2 separate regions of the Homo sapiens genome follow, and region 2 is linked to region 1. Evidence: read pairs that join two places in POLR2A ChIA-PET (ENCODE). Cell type or tissue: GM12878. All regions are shown on one strand.

The links. ChIA-PET counts read pairs that join two places held together with the same protein. Peaks named below come from ENCODE experiments on the same cell type or tissue, not always from the same donor. Only the 100,000 strongest peaks of a DNase experiment are listed, where the experiment ranks them.
Region 2: POLR2A ChIA-PET joins it to region 1 with 8 read pairs; 2 of 35 experiments call an interaction of 5 or more read pairs at or near these places.

What each region holds. Positions count from the first base shown.
Region 1 is chrX:71,513,302-71,515,801 of GRCh38, reverse strand. It overlaps a transcript of TAF1 not described here. Among named protein-coding and RNA genes, the nearest start is that of OGT, 19 kb to the left of the region's middle. In GM12878, a CTCF peak has its summit at 1,284; DNase peaks (open chromatin) are centred at 895 and 1,201; H3K27ac peaks cover 1,440 bases.
Region 2 is chrX:71,405,491-71,407,990 of GRCh38, reverse strand. It overlaps TAF1 (TATA-box binding protein associated factor 1), which reads right to left. Exons shown (of 38, transcript NM_004606.5): 26 at 1,245-1,353; 27 at 319-417; 28 at 1-17. Among named protein-coding and RNA genes, the nearest start is that of TAF1, 40 kb to the right of the region's middle. In GM12878, no CTCF peak of the experiment used is centred here; no DNase peak of the experiment used is centred here.

The DNA.
Region 1 (2,500 bases):
ATTCATGTTTGACTAAGTAACAGGGAGAAAGTATGTATACACCGGGATGAGGGAATATTGGGGATCATCTTAGAATTTTGCCTACTACAAACAGCAATGAGTAACCCTGAAAAAGTGGGGAGAGTGCTAAGTGGGGGATGGGGGAGAGGGTCTGTCGGTTTCATATACTGAGTGTAACTTTCATATATAGTATTAGCCCTTTCAATTTGTCACATACGAACCTCTAGGCAACAGAGCACTGAAAAAGAAATAACCTGATTCCATAATGTTCAAGGTATGAAATTCTTGCCTCAGATTAACTGAAGGATTTGGTAGAGAGAAACAAAAGCAAGTAAAGAAAAGTAAATTAGCTGAGACCAAAAAGCTTTGGATAATTTCATCCCCTGCCCTATGGAGTGGGCATAGCAGAGATATTAGTGATAAGGACCCCATCCTCAAAGGTCTGAAGGCTGCCTCTGGGGTGAAGAGCTGGGACATTAAAGAGCATAAACTGAACGGAAAAACCTACCAGGCCTCACATTGCATGCTGAAAATAGGTGAAAGGGTGTAGAGCTGCAAGAACACATGTGGGATATCAAAATAGCTCTGGAATTCATCCTCCAACTCCACTGCCAGTGCCACGCCCCTCATCCTGGCTTGGGCAATTGCAACAGCCCTGTAACTGGTCTCTGGGGCTCTATTCCTACCTGAATCTAATTTTCCACACTTGACCTTAGAAAATCTAAAATACAAACCAGAATTAAGTCAATACTCAGCTTAAAACCCCTCAGTGGCTCTGCATCATTTGGTTTAGTGCACAAGGCCCTCCATATGTCAGCTCTGCCTACTAATCCAGTCTCATCTGCTGCCACATTCCTGTACTCACACTTAGCGTCACTGATACTGGTTTTAGTTCCCTAAAAAGATCAGGCTGTTTCACACTTCCAACCATGCCTTTTCCCAGTCTCCTCCCTCTAGCTAGAATGGCCATCCCCTCCATCCCAGTCTGCCTAGCAAATTCTTACATATCCTTCACTCTCCTCTTTTTAAGTAAAGATACTGGCATGTGGCCCATCATCTCCCTCCCGACTCTTAATTCCTGACTCTTTTACGAGGGGATCTCATTGTCTATGAAGATGACACAATCAGCAACTTCTCATTTCCTTGACTCTCTCAATTACCTTCTCTGTTGCACTTCAGCCACACACAAAGCACCAGATCTTGAAGTTTATTGTGGTCTGGAACTGCTCACCTCTAACATCTATAACCCCAGTGTTTCATATGAACCACAGCGCCCTCTCCTTTCTGCTCCCTCAGGCCCCCGCCTACATGTGAGGGTTTTTTTTTTTTTTTTTTTTTGGTTTAGTTTTTTAACCTCTTATGGACTCCTCTAGTCCTTTAAGCCCTCTTTTTTCTCCCAGTCTGTCAGTCCCTCCTGGCCTCTTTTCCTTCCCCTCTCAATGGTTTTTGTTTTGTTTGTTTGTTTGTTTGTTTGCTTTTCTGAGACAGGGATCTCACTCTACCACCCAGGCTAGAGTGCAAAGGCACAATCCTAGCTCACTGCAGCCTTGAACTCCTGGGCTCAAGCAATCCTCCCACTTCAGCTTCCCGGGTAGCTAGAACTACAGGTATGTCCGGAATTCGTTCCTTCTGGTGGGTTCTTGGTCTCGCTGACTTCAAGAATGAAGCCGTGGACCTTCACGGTGAGTGTTACAGCTCTTAAAGGTGGTGCGGACCTAAAGAGTGAGCAGCAGCAAGATGTATTGTGAAGAGCAAAAGATCAAAGCTTCTACAGTATGGAAGGGGACCTGAGCGGGTTGCTGCTGCTGGCTGGGTGTGGCCAGCTTTTATTCCCTTATTTGTCCCCACCCACATCCTGCTGATTGGTCCATTTTACAGAGTGCTGGTTGGTGCATTTACAATCCTTTAGCTAGACACAGAGCGCTGATTGGTGCATTTTTACAGAGTGCTGATTGGTGCATTTACAATCCTTTAGCTAGATAGAAGAGTTCTCCAAGTCCCCACTCAACCCAGGAAGTCCAGCTGGCTTCACCTCTCACAGGCATGCACCACCTCACCTGGCTAATTTAAAAAAAAGAAGTTTTTATAGATGGGGTCTCACTATGTTGCCCAGGCTGGTCTCGAACTCCTGGCTTCAAGTCATCCTCCTGCTTTGGCCTCCCAAAGTGCTGGAATTATAGGCATGAGCCACCATGCCTGGCCTCAACCTTTCTTAACCCCATGCTTGACTCTCTGAACTACTCTGTCACCAGCACCCTCAATTCCCTTTCATCCCTGTCTACCACACCAGCCCCACAGACCTCTAACGTTGGGTGGGTACAGCTAACCACTCTTCTCCCCTTCTTCATCTGGATGTTTCTACCCTACAAAACAATACAAATCAGTGCCACTAGAAATACAGGGTCTTCAGCCTCAGTGGAACGACTACAAGCAACACTGCATTTACATCCATCCCTATCTCCATTCCATCTTCCTGTTCAAGGTCCACCCATCCCCCTGT
Region 2 (2,500 bases), 110 kb after region 1:
GTGTGGAAAGGGTATGTCTGCAAACAAGGGCCAGAACCATACATCAGCAAATAACAGTTGCCAGAGCCAATTCCTGAAGACTTTCACATCTTACCTATCTACCTGGCTATCAACACTGAAAGGAATCTTTCTAGATGGAGCACGTCTGTTTCCTCTACTAAACTGCTTAAAAAAACAAACAAACAAAAAAAACTAACTCCCTAAAAATTAGGCATTCCAGTTACCTAAATCTACAGATTACTGCCCTCTATTGGAAATCACAGACAGAACAAAAGGCCTTGACATCCCTACTATAGATATCCAATGCAATGAACTCACATTTGGAAGATCTCTCATGTCATTGATGATAGACTCCAAGATGGACGACAGCGTCACCATAGGGTCTGTGCGGCGCCGGTGGATGGACTTATGAGGTCTCTAAGGAGAAATGTGAAATCAGAATGCTTCCTCAGACCAAAAAAAATCCACATTCTGTCCAGGCACAGTAGCTCACACCTGTAATCCCAGCACTTTGGGAGGCTGAGGTGGGTGGACCACTTGAGGCCAAGAGTTCAACACCAGCCTGGGCAACATGGTGAAGCCCCGTCTCTACTAAAAATACAAAAATTAGCTGGGTGTGGTGGCATGTGCCTGTAATCTGAACTACTCAGGAGGCTGAGGTAGGAGGATCACTTGAACCTGGGAGGCAAAGGGTGCAGTGAGCCAAGATCACACCATTGCACTCCAGCCTGGGTAACAGAGCGAGACTCTGTCTCAAAAAAAAAAAAAAAAAAAAATCTGCCGAGCACGGTGGCTCACTGTAATCCCAGCACTTTGGGAGGCCAAAGCGAGTGGATTACCTGAGGTCAGGAGTTCAAGACCAGCCTGGTCAATAAGGCAAAACCCCATCTCTACTAAAAATACAAAAATTAGCTGGGTGTGGTGGTGTGCACCTGTAATCCCAGCTACTTGGGAGGCTGGGGCAGGAGAATTGCTTGAACCTGGGAGGTGGAGGTTGCAGTGAGCCGAGACTGTGCCACTGCACTTCAGCCTGGGCGACAGAGTGAGATTCCGTCTCAAAAAAAAAAAAAAAAATCCACTTTCTCTAACTAGACAAACATATTTTAGAAATCTTATAATGAACAGTACAAATAATTCTCAGGGCAAGGCAACTGGAGAATCTAAGGCTGTCAGAGCTGTGGCATACAGGGCTGGGGAATCAATGATAACCTACCTAATCAGAAGGAAGCAATGCACATACTCACATTCAAATAGTCACAGTGAACAGTGGTTCCAACTCGCCGTTTCTTCTTTGGAGGAAGCTGCTGTTTAGGAAACTTGAGAACCAGAGATTTTCTGCGAACCTCATCCGCACTAAAATCAAAACACTTTAGTTAGATACAGCCCCTATTTCTAGTTCCCAGGGGGAAAAAAAGCAACTATAATTAAAAAAAAGTCCAAGGTACCTAAGCACGAGCCTAGCGAGGAAAAAGCCAAACCAAAGGCCAAACATCCACCTTCTAAGGTTCAGATCAGGCAAGCCCTCATAGGCTCTCCAAGTTAATAAATAACTAGGCAAGTCACAATTTTACCTCAGTTTCCTATTGGGAAGATAAGGAAACCAGACTAAAGAATTTTAAGAATCCTTCTAGTTCCAACATTCTCTTTTTTTTTTTTTTTTTTTTGAGATGTAGTTCGCTCGTTACCCAGGCTGGAGTGCAATGGCGCAATGTCAGCTCACTGCAACCTCCACCTCCCAGGTTCAAGTGATTCTCCTGCCTCAGCCTCCCAAGTAGCTGGGATTACAGAAGCCCACCACCACGCACAGCTAATTTTCGTATTTTTAGTAGAGACAGGGTCTCACCATGTTGGTCAGGCGGGTCTCGAACTCCTGACCTCAAGTGATCCACCCACCTTGGCATCCCAAAGTGCTGGGATTACAGGTGTGAGCCATCGAACCCAGCCCCAACATTCTATCTTAAATGTTAAAAGGCTAGGTTCAGAATGGAAACAAGAAATTAAAAACTGGTTTGAAAACAGAAAACAAACTAGTTTGGGCTTCCCTCAATCATTAAAGCTCATTCACCTTCTTCTTTTCCACTATAAGGGACCATGGTATCACATTTTTTCTTCTTCATTTTTTAAATTTAAAAACTGTTTTTTCAGTAATAGAGACAGGGTCTCACTATATTGCCTAAGCTGGTCTCAAACTCCTGAGCTCAAGTGATCCTCCCACCTCAGCCTCCCAAAGTGCTGGGATTATAGGCATGAGCCACCACGTCCGGCCCATCTTCCTCTTCTAATGTGTTTCAAAAAACAATGACTATTACGGATATTAGTAATTAAATCAACAAGGATGGAGGCTGGGTGTAGTGGCTCACGCCTGTAATTTCAGCACTTTGGAAGGCCCAGGCAGGCGGATTGCCTGAGCTCAGAAGTTCGAGACCAGCCTGACCAACATGGTGAAACCCCATCTCTACTAAAAATACAAAAATTAGCCTGGCGTGGCAGCACGTGCCTG